Regions from separate parts of the Homo sapiens genome. Here region 2 is linked to region 1. Evidence: chromatin loops called from intact Hi-C (ENCODE). Cell type or tissue: GM12878. All regions are shown on one strand. Links, peaks and the distances in the headings refer to the core of each region. The heading gives the core; the rest is flanking DNA.

Region 1 (6,051 bases), core at 2,393-4,892:
CACCCACAGTGTTAAGGGTTTATTATTACAGCATTTTAGAGTTTACTAGTTCATACCTTTCAATCACAGCAAGTTATTAGCAGTGAAGGGATGAACCCTCTTAAGAGGATTTTTATTTCAATGATAGGGTGTTACGGACAAGACAACCTAAGTTTAAAAAAAATTAGTAGCAAGCGCTAGTTGAGTTAATCAGTTAAAGACAAACTGTGCCCTTGGGAAGCTAAATGAAAAAGCAACAGTAAAGCTTACAGAACTTAGCTCGTACAATTTGCCTTGAAGGCGGAAGATTGGTTCCCTGAAATAGCAAAGAATTATATGCTTTAGTTCAGAAAAAAAGTTTTTAAAATAAAGTCTGTTATTACCTCTTCTCCTTTCAAAACAATGGGAAAAAAATCTAGAGCAGAGGTTTCAATTTGTTCAATAATTGTACCTCTGAAAGTTTTTTAAAAACTATAACACCATCATTGTTTTGACTTGAAAAGAAATAACAATGCAAATATTCATTATCACATAAAACATAAAAGACACAGCAAACTGTTGAGTTAATACAATCTCTGCAGAGCGCTATTAGTCAGAGACAGCTGGTCAGCCCAAAACACAAAAACTCAAAAGATCAGATCTTCTTAGGAATTAACATCTTCATTAACCAACAAGAATTTAGTGTGGCAGAGATTACATCCAACAACTGCGTTCTTCATGAGCTGTCCCTTCACTGATACCAAGCTGTGCAAATGTGTGAACTAGTTAGCAACCCCAGAAAGCTCATGCAACTACTCACCACATTTTAACCTTCAACTGACTCACAAACTCAATGTTAAATTAAACTTAGGGGTAACGTAAGCAAGCAAAATAGGACATGAGGAGTCAAATTTGAAATGCAGAGCAAGTAGCAGAAAGGTTATTTAAAATAAATCAATATGGTTAACTGCACAAAATAGCCAAAAAGAAATGCAATTCACTCCAAAAATTTTAAAAGCAAAAACAAATCAAAATGAAAGCTGCATTTCAAGCAAAATTTGCACGTGATTAATTTGCATTAAAAAAATAGTCAATCAAGCGATTTAGTTCAAATTCTTTGGGACATGCATACACTGATTCTCTTATGCAATTCCTACCTGATTTCCAACTGTGGTTTTCTTGTGAACCTGACTGCTCCTCTGCTGAGCACTGAGAAAAGCAAAGGAAAGCAGCACTGAAGAGACACATATAATTTTTTCCTAAACAAGTAACAAATACTAAAATTTATACAGGCTTTAAAAAAAAAATCAATGGAGACAGACCTAATACCAAAATTCCAGGTCAGTTTAATTCTGGAAGCAAAACCAACTCAATGGGACTCCTAATAGCACATAACTCCTAGTAGCATATAAACCAAAAATATAATAACACCACTTAAAGAAAAGCTGCATTGTAACATTAATAACATACGAGTTGACATATTTGCAGTGTCTCACAGGTACAGAGGAGAGTTGTAATGGAAATTAAGTTAATGATTATTGAGTATATGCCATGTTCTAAGTGCTTTATCGATATTAATCATTTTTATTCTCACAGCAACCCCATGAAGCAGTTACGATTATTCTTCTTGTTTCATAGATGAGGAGAGAAGCTAAGTGACTTTCCCAAAATCACTCAGCTAATAAGTGGTAGTACCAAGTAGCATGGCTCCGCATCACAAACTCTTTGTGATATTGTCCAGTCTCACTGCTTTGAATTCCAATATATTCTGACAACTCCTTTAATGCATCTCTGGTTTGGATCTGCCATGTAGATCCAAATATGTATGAGTCCCAACTCTGGACTTATTGATGTTTTTAACAACTTAACCTCATCACTTGGGTATTTAATGGGCATATCATTCTTAATATTTCAAAACTAAACTCCTGAAATCCCCCCTAAAATCTGTTCCACCCACAGTCTTCCTTCCTCCTCTTAACTAATGGCAATTCTATACCATACATTCAAGTTCCTTGGCCAAAATCTTTGTCTCCTCTTTCTCTCACAACCCATATCCGACCATCAGAAAATGCTGTCGACTACTTTCTTATAATAAATTTAACATTTAACCATCTTTTCATCACTTCCATTGGTCCCACCTTGGTCCAAGACACTGCCATCCCTCATCTGGATTACTGTAATCATTTATTCTCTGGTCTCTGCTTCCACACTTGTCTCCCTGAAGTCTATTCTTAACAGACACCAGAGTGATACTTTCAGAAGGACTATGTTAACTCTTCTGCTCGAAACCGTGTACTGCATCAACACCATTCCATTTAATGGTAAAAACCAAAGTCCATACAAGGGTCTACAAGGCCCTACTCAAGCAACCCCCACTACTGCCTCTTTGACTCATCTCCTCCTACCCTTCACCTTGTTCCCTGAAGAGTTCCAGCCACACTGGCATCTGCTCTTTTTCAAACCCACCCAATACACTCCCATTTAGAGCCTTCAGGCAAGCTAGCTCCCTAGGATGTACTTCCCGCTTTCATCTGCATGGTTCCCAACATCTCTTTCAAGTCTTCATTCAAATCCTTCTTTTCAGTTAGGACTACTCTGACCACCCTATTTATAACCGCATCCCTCCCTTCCTCCAAGACTATCATCCCCTTTACCCTGTTTGATTTTTCTGTCTGGCATTTCTCACCTTCCGATACACTACACGGTGTATTTATTTTTTGTGTTTGTCTGCCCTTTTCCATTAGACTGTAAGCTCCTAATGAGCAGGGGTTTGCGTCTGTTTTGTTCACTGCTATATCCCCAGGGCCTGCAAAGGACATGGCACATGGTTGGTTTCATGAAATATCTGTTCGATGAAAAGCCCAATGAAGTTGATGCCATTATAACCCTCATTTTAGACATAAGCACAGAGGGTTAAAAGCCAGAAAGGACTCCAACAACTTAACAACAGAGCCCACACGTTTCATCACTAGGTTACTCTATCCCTCAAAAGGACAAAGGCTTTCTTTTGGTGGATCCATGAATAAACACGTATCAATATAAGAAACACAACTCATTTTGGTTATTCTGGGAAGATCAGCAATACTCAGTATTCTTACAGATTGTTTAATAGTTTATGGAAGCTGTTTTGGAGATCAATGAAATGGTCTAAAATAGAGAAAAGGGAGACTAAAGCTCTCAGTCAACTGTTTAAAGTGATGGGATGTTGTGCTGCAGTAACAAGTTAGAAATCAACACCACACTTAGAACAGCTGATCAAAATAAGTTTTTAATAAACTCCTCTGATACATTTAAGCTGCTTTCCTTCACTCAAACTCATGAAAAAACACTGCATTCAACTGAAGGTGGGCAGGGGGTGGGTGGTGAAAGGCCATACTGTATTTGGTTGCTAAAAATATTTTGTGTATATATTTTTTTCCAATTTAAAATTTGCTAATTTCAACTTCTTCCTTCCTTGTTTTTTATTTTTCCAGCTTTCTGTTAAATGGTTAATCCTCTTAATTACGATGAAATTATTTCCTCTTTAACCATTTCTCTGAACAATCTAAATCTACATTATTCAGGTCTTGTAGGTGAGGCTGTGAAAGAGGTAACCAGGATCCAATGTGCCCACACCGCCCTCTGGCTGCCCTCATGCCCTGGCGCACACAGCGTCTTGAGTAGCACTCTCCTAAGGGCTTCGGATCTCCTCCTTACTTTCTTTTTCCACATTAAATGTCACTTTTCCAGCACCCTCCAGGCTTCCTGCTCTTCCAGGAATGCATGAGAAAACTACTATTATAATGAGATCATGACACCTTCATAGGTTATGTTTATCTCTTCCAAGCACCATAATTGTGTTTTAGGAGTAATGTTTTCACTGAAACACTGACTAGTGGTGAAAACCTGTGATAGACCCACAGGTGCTTCCTTTGAACAAATTATTGTAGACCCTAAAATTATGTATCAGTCCCCTTCAAATCACTTAAGGGAAAAGAAGTTGAATGTAAAGCAAAAGCCGCAAAGATCGTTAATGACTCCTTTGCTACCTTAGGTGAAAAGTTTGATCAAAATGGACTTCAGTCGCTCAGCTATAAAATGTGTATATGTGTGTCATAAAGGAGACAGACAGAAACAGAGACAGAGAGGAGGGCTAGAGGACTAAACAAGTTGTTTCTTAGGTTCCTTTTAGGTCCAATATTCCTTGAGATGCAAAATTACTCTCAGAAGCTTATAAGCTACACTAGATAAAGACAATGTCCATTGACAGTTTCCATCTGTGAAATAATGCATATTTAGGATCTACCACTTGTAAGAATATGCCAAAGGAAAAGTAGATTTACTTTATAAGCCAATCTCAAATATTAGAGTTAGAAAAAACACTAAGTTGCCTCTATTTTCCACCTAAAGAATCTTTTTGCAGCAATTGGCCCCATAAACTTAAACATTCTGTTGCTAATGATGTATTTAGCTACTTGAAGTTACTTCAAAAGCAACAACAACAAAAAAAGCTGCCTGCTTAGAATACATTCTTTCTCATAATTCTTCTGCATAATAATTGAACTGAGAGTATTTCAAAACATTTATTTAAAAATATGTTCCTTAAAAAACCTGTAAGGACTTGCAAGTTAACTTGAGCCCTTGGACATGTTCTTGGATATAGTTACTTAACCAATTAACTCTGAAATATTATAAAACATACCTATGTATGGTGTTTTAGTTTAACATAAATCAAAAACTATAGGGCACGAACTCCGTAGCATATAAAAATATGAATAAGGTATAGTTCTTGTTATCAAAAGCCTACAATTTGTCTGGTACAAGTAATGATATGCATACACAAAACAAAAATAACAAATAAAAAATAAAATCCATATTAATAAACATGTGAGGATGTAATAGAAAGCAAAAACAAAGTGCTTCTGTTTTAAATGTGGGATATAATTACCCATATCTTCTCATATGTGTGTGCGTGTGTGCACGCACATTTGTCGTTTGTCATATAAATTCCTACTACACACAAGTCACTGTGGAAGGCTTTGCCAGAACACTAAAACGTAGAACCAAATTGGTGTATGCTGAGACATAATGATTCTAAAAGTATATAACAAGAAGTTTAAACTTCTATAAAAATAAGAGTACATTAGAAGACAATCAGAGAACCCCTAATGTTATCTCTTGGCTCAAAACTTTTTTGCACAGTGTCCTATCCTTGTCTATGATGTGTGACCATTTATCAAATAAATCCTATACCATTGTAATTTCTCTGAATGTTCAGGGACAAGAAATATAATTTCAGATGATATGATCTGAACTGTTTGTAGCAAACTTGAAAAGAAGATAAACTTTAATAAAGGAAAACAAATGACTACGTTCCAAGAGAATAGACTGGTATTAGCAAAGCCAGGAAGTAGAAAGATGAGGCATATGGGGAAGTTGTGGAGAGTAAAACTATTATGGTAGAATTATCCAATCATAGACTGGGGTTTGTAAGTGATCTTAAAAGCCATCTAGTATAATAACTGTACGTTGGGGCCAGTTATGGAGAATTTGGCTGTTACTCTGAAGGCAGCAGAAAACATTCCATGTTTCTGTGCCAGCAAGTGACATGATCAAGGCAATGTTTTAGTACAAATTAGTTCCCTGAAATGCATAGTATTGACTCAAGCAGAGAAGACAGGAAGCAGTCAGCCCAGACCCCCTGTCTCTGACTATTGGAGTCCTGTCCAGTCTTAAAACTCCAATCAAGCATCATGCCTGAATTATGCCTTTTTAGAAACCTCCAGTTATCTCTCCTTTTCATGCACTCCCAAAGCCTTGGTCTGTGCCTGTATTTTATAAACAAGATTGTAAGTTGGGTTTCCAACAATGCCTGCTCCTTGATAGTCAAGAGCATCAATCTTGGTATTTCTACCTCTCTCATCACTGACATTACCTAGCAGAGGGTTTATGGTAGTATCTTAAGAAATACGTATGGAATTCTGTTTTGATGCCAGGGTTATTTACAACCAGACTATCAATGATCATCTGTACTAGGAAACCTAAATAATTTGAAGAAGCATATCATAGGCATGTGTTAAAGCAAAAGTATGGTACAGTTAGGGATCCCAAAGT
Region 2 (6,051 bases), core at 2,273-4,772, 250 kb before region 1:
TTATGGTAGAACAATTTATATTCCTTTGGGCCTGTAACCAATAATGGAATTGCTGGGTCAAATTGTAATTCTGTTTTTATTCTTTGAGGAAACGCCACACTGCTTTCCACAATGGTTGAACTAATTTACATTCCCACCATCAGTGTATGAACATTCCCTTTTCTCTGCAACCTCGCCACCATCTGCTATTTTTTTATTTTTTTAATAGTAGCCATACTGACTGGTATGAGATGCTATCTCATTTTGGTTTTGATTTGAATTTCTCTTCTCTAATGATTAGTGATGTTGAACATTTTTTCATATGCTTATTGGCTGGATGTATCTTCTTTTGAGAAGTGTCTGTGTGTGTCCTTTGTGTACTTTTTAATGGGATTGTTTGGTTTTTGCTTGTAAATTTGTTTAAGAAGTTCCTTATAGACACTGGTTTGGTTTTATTGCAATTGCTTTTGGCGTCTTCGTCAGGAAATATTTGCAAATTCCTATGTCCAGAATGGTATCGCCTAAGTTATCTTCCAGGGTTTTTATACTTATAGATTTTACATTTAGGTCTTTAATCCATCTTGAGTTAATTTTCGTTTATGGTGAAAGAAGGGGCCCAATTTCAATCTTCTGCATATAGCTAGCCAGTTATCCTAGGTCCAGTTAGGGAATAGGGAGTCCTTTCCCCAATGCTTTTATCAGCTTTGTTGAAAATTAGATGGCTGAAGGTGTGCAGCATTATTTCTGGGCTCTCTATTCTGTTCCATTAGTCTATACGTCTGTTTTTGTACCAGTACAATGCCGTTTTGATGACTGTAGCCCTGCAGTATAGCTTGAAGTTGGGTAACATGATGCATCCAGCTTTATTCTTTTTGCTTAGGATGGCCTTGGCTATTCAGGATCATTTTTGGTTTATCTGAATTTTATACTAGATTTTTCCAATTCTGTGAAGAATACTACTGGTAGTTTAATAGGAATAGCATTGAGTCTACAAATTGCTTTAGGCAGTATGGCCATTTTAATGATATTGATTATTCCTATCCATAAGTATGGAATTTGCTTCCATTTTCTTGTGTCATCTCTGATTCCTTTTAGCAGTGTTTTGTAATTCTCATTGTAGAGATCTTTCACCTCCCTGGTTAGTTGTATTCCTAGGTATTTTATTCTTTTTGTGGCAGCTGTGAATGGGATTGATTTCCTGATTTGGCTCTTGGCTTGGATGTTGTTGGTGTGGGAATACTGATTTTTGTATGTTGATTTTGTATCCTGAAACTTTGCTGAAGTTGCTTATCAGCTCAAGGAGCTTTTGGGCAGAGACTATGGGGTTTACTAGGCATTGATGGCACATATTTCAATAATAAGAGCCATCTCTGACCAACCCACAGTCAACAACATACTGAATGGACAAAAGCTGGAAGCACTTCCCTGAAAACCAGCAGAAGACAAGAATGCCCTCTCTCCCAACTCCTATTCAACACAGTATTGGAAGTCTTGGCCAGAGCTATCAGGCAAGAGAAAGAAATAAAAGATATCCAAATAGGAAGAGGAAGTCATACTGTCCCTGTTTGCAGATGACATAATTCTGAAAACCCCATAGTCTATCTAGAAAACACCATAGTCTCTGCTTCCCCCTTCCCCAACTGAAATGTCTCATTGCATTGATTTAGTGAAGGGAAATTCTACTCCATGAATCAATGAAATGTGCTTAACACAATTTATTCTAATTTATTCTTCACTTTGTGTCATGAAGATCGTAAAGTTCATAGTGAATGCACCATGTTTGTCAGTGACCCATCAGGAAAAGCTCCTAAGAATGGTCAGCATAAACCTCAATGGTGATCTTGTAAAGCAGACCAGTGGGAGCTAGGCAGGGGACCAGTATGGGAGACAGAAACTGAAGTTAGGACCAGCTATGCGGACCAAGTAGTGCTTCTCCTATGGAAACAGAAACTGAGACCAGCAATGGGGACAGAGCGGTGCTGCTTCCATGGAGTAGAGGCTGTCAACCTACATTTATAATACAAGGGAATATGTTGACCTACATCTGATTCTGATTACATCCTAAATTCCCAGAAGGAATCTAACCCAAAAGATTGGGAAGGGGCACAGTTTTCATTTGCATCATCATCTATTCCTTAAAACTCTCCTTGGTTCAGGTCCTTGCCACCTCTCTCCTTAAATACTATGACTCTCCTTGGCTCTCCTTAACTAGTACTACTTCTGGCTCCCACTAAATCCATTCTTCATACAGCTGCTAGATTGCACAATCTAAAACACCACTCTGACCTTTCATAGCTTCTTGATGGCACTGGATGAAGTATACTATCTTTAGTGATTGGACTCCTTGCCTATTGTCCAGGCATATGTCCCACCACACCTGACCTCACAAATCAGGTGTCATGCATTATGACCCAGTGAACCCTGAGCACACCTTTCTATCACCCTCTATTGTAAACTTCTGTTCTATAGTGAGCTCCTTAAGAACAGAAATCATGACTGACTTAGTAATCTTTTATTCTTAGCACCTAGCAGGTGCTCAATAAAAAATTGTTGAACAGAACTGATGTGAGGTGAGAGAAGCAATAAATGACATCAAACTCCAACAGGCAGGACAAGCAGGGAGGATATATGAAAGACGGTGGGCTTGTAGGCTTCTTTCACATATCAACTGGGAGGTGACTCAGGAAGATCTAGGCAGACACACTGAATCCCCAAGCTGGGGGAAGATTCGGAATCTGTTGCCCTAAAATATAGCTAAACACCAAGTGTTTGTTACACCTCTGGGTGCTTTGGCCCGTAAGCATAGCATGACAAAATCTATTTCAAACTGCACGATTTTGAGGAGCCCTTGGTTCCCAAACAGGTGACTGACTGGCTAATGCTGATAATGAGGCCAGGGCAAGGGCAAAGGTGTTTGACAGAGATGAGGTTGCTAAGGTGATATGAGCTAATGTGAATGTTCTAGAAACATATTGGTGAGAAAATAAACAGAAATAAAAAGGTAACACAGTTTGAAGTTGGGTAAAAATTTTCAAGAACAGCATTTTCATGGTGCTTCCTTCCCCCAAGTGTGGCAGATGCAAGCATTCAATACACTGAGAAGTCAGGAATGAAATTTAGTTAGAGGTAGACTGTAAAATAATCCCAAGAGGAAAAGCTTTTTACACATTGAAAAGCAACAACTTAACATATCAAAATACGACCAAATATTTCACAGTGAGATGTTCCCCCCAACTTTTCTTCAATAGTAATCAAACTTTCTTTTTTATTTAGAAAACCAAATGTCAATGAACATCATGATCAAGAGAAACTGTGAATACACCTTTGAACAAGTTAATATTATTTAGTAGAATAATTCTAAAAAGCAAGAATGTTAAAAGAAAGAAAACTAAAACTATACACCTGCACAAACAAACTTTCTACTATTTACGTGTGTCAAGTTCAGATGCACTTTCATTCTGGATTTAAAACCATAATGAAGGATTGATTATACACTTAGGTTCATCTGAAAAACTCCCTGAAAGTTTTCAGAGCTACTTAGCAGAAAAGTACAAAGAGATATGGTAATGACTTCTTTGAACAAACAAATATACAGAAAAGAGTGAGTTAATATGAGCTCTCAGGGCGCACCTGGTGGGCTGTGGCTGCTCTGATCCTGTGCCACAGAGAAATGCACTAGGCTTCTCTATATCATCCTTCCAGCCTGGGGATTGCCAACAGTCGTTTTCAATGAGGAAATGGAATGACTCCCCACCATCAGTGTTAAAGCTGTGAACAGAATCCATTCACAGGCTCCTAAGCTACTGGAAAAATGATTTGCTATTGCTCACAGCTGACAGGGACTTGGGAAGGATGTGATTCGAAAGCTGAATTTCTGGTAAACCCAGACTTAGGGCATGATTCTCACTATTACATCAATGTGCTTCACAGTAAAATCAAAGGCTATGGGTTTAAAAATTCTCCTCAATGGTAACGGAAGGAAAATAGTCATAGCTTTTGTAATTTACACTCTGGCTGCTGTTAGTACCTAGCACAGTAATTTCAAAACTTTAGAGGTTATCAAAATTACTCTGGCAGTTTGTTTAAAATGAATACTCCCAGGCGGGGTGCAGTGGCTCACGCCTGTAATCCCAGCACTTTGGGAGGCTGAGGCAGGTGGATCACCAGGTCAGGAGTTCGAGACCAGCCTGGCCAACATGATGAAACCCCGTCTCTACTAAAAATACAAAAATCAGCCGGGCTTGGTGGCGGGCGCCTGTGGTCCCAGCTACTTGGGAGGCTGAGGCATGAGAATCGCTTGAACCTGGGAGGTGGAGGTTGCAGTGAGCCAAGATTGCACCATTGCACTCCAGCCTAGGGGACAAAAGCCAGACTCTGTCTCAAAATAATAAAATAAAATAAAATAAAATAAAATAAAATAAAATAAAATAAAATAAAATAAAATAAAAATAAAATAAAATAAAATAAAATAAAATGAATACTCCCAAGCCATATTCCCAGATATTCCAATTCAGAAGACTTGGGATTAGCCCAGGAGTTTGCATTTTTAATTAGCAACTTGGCTATGTCTGATGCAAGGCAGATGGCCCACTTTGAGAAAACTTGAGCTAGTGGACACTCATGGTCTCTTCCCTATTCTTCAACAGTGTTCCCAACTGAACATTGATACTATTCTACAAGATGGTGACAGGTGTGATTTTCTTAAAAAGTGTGTTATTTGATCAAATAAATTCAGGAATTACGGTGTTAAAAACTTTTACATGTTTCTTTATCCCTGTTTTTCTCAAATACTTTAAAATGCTAATATACTTTGTGTATCACCAGAAGGGAGATGCAGAACACAATGTAACTTAAATGTTTTGGATAATGGAATCTTCTTCTCTTCTTTTTAAATAGTCTGAGCATACTTTGGGAAGCACTGCTATAGAGAATGTTCATCTAAGAAAATATAACAGCAGAGAACGACTGAGATGTGTAATCTGTAATCTCTGTGGAACTGGTTTAGTAGTAGGGTATATGAAAATACAGTGTTTAGGGAAGACTGGAATAAGATGCCAGGCCACAAACAAATTCTGAATGTAAAAGCCAGGCCATAAATAACTCAGCAATAGGTAGCCCTAATGATGCCTATCAGGGCCTTATTAAATAGTAAAGTCCTTGGTAAATGGTAAGCTTGGAAAAGGGGTGATATTTGGAGAATGAGGATAACATTGGGAGTCAGAAAAACTATTGGTTCCAGAATCACAGAAGGCACTTTGACAAAGATGAAAACATCATGCAAGTACAAAAAATAATGATAGCCGATACATTGGAAGATAGCCAATACATTTTGAGAATTAAGTTTGTTCCTTGCACTATTCTACATATTTCACAAATATTAACTCATTTAGTCCTCGTGAGGTAGATTGTCATCAAGCTCCATTTAATGAATGAGGAGAGAGGATCAGAGTCACTTGCACAAAGTCACCCAACTAGTTAGCAGCAGAGCTGGGATTTGAGCTCTGACTGGCACTTTAAAACTCTGCATTCCCTTATCCCTCTAATTAGAGTCAATAGGTGTGCAGTTGCAGTTAAAGAAGACTATCTGAGAGGAGGGACTTTTTTTTTTTTTTTTAAAGGTAAAGACACGATCAAACTGCCAAGGATTAAATAAGAAGGTAAAAGAAAACATTGTAGGCTGTGATTAGGTAAGATATCAGGAATGTGAACCAGCTCTAGATTTAAGGAAAGTAAACTGATGACATGAATCAAAACTTTATAATTTGTAGTAATAATTTTTAAAAATGTAATATATAAATTATAAAATTTATATATATAAATTATAATTATAGAAAACCTTTAATTGTGTATTTCCTGTGACACTTTTCTCTTCTATAAATCTACCCTAAGGAAATAATCAGAAATGTAGATGAGAAATTATGCATAAAGATGTTTATTCTAAATTTGTATACAATAATAAATTAGGTTGAAATTGAGTATAAACATTAGAAAGTGCATTAACGCTAGACTTAACCCTGGGTTTAATCAAATCCTGATGCGTTCACTTATTAGATGTGTGACCTTTGGCCAGTT

The links. Hi-C counts contacts between places; a loop is a spot of excess contacts. Peaks named below come from ENCODE experiments on the same cell type or tissue, not always from the same donor. Only the 100,000 strongest peaks of a DNase experiment are listed, where the experiment ranks them.
Region 2: a loop joins it to region 1, with 8 times the contacts of the local background. A loop is called at or near these places in 4 of 110 quality-filtered maps.

Annotation. Positions count from the first base shown.
Region 1 is chr1:172,087,940-172,093,990 of GRCh38, reverse strand. DNM3 (dynamin 3) reads right to left here. Exons shown (of 21, transcript NM_015569.5): 13 at 1,116-1,167. Among named protein-coding and RNA genes, the nearest start is that of MIR3120, 48 kb to the left of the region's middle. In GM12878, for the core only: a CTCF peak has its summit at 3,578; a DNase peak (open chromatin) is centred at 3,570.
Region 2 is chr1:172,336,243-172,342,293 of GRCh38, reverse strand. All of the region lies in intron 17 of DNM3 (dynamin 3), which reads right to left. Among named protein-coding and RNA genes, the nearest start is that of C1orf105, 81 kb to the left of the region's middle. In GM12878, for the core only: no CTCF peak of the experiment used is centred there; a DNase peak (open chromatin) is centred at 3,748; H3K4me3 peaks cover 543 bases; H3K27ac peaks cover 2,364 bases.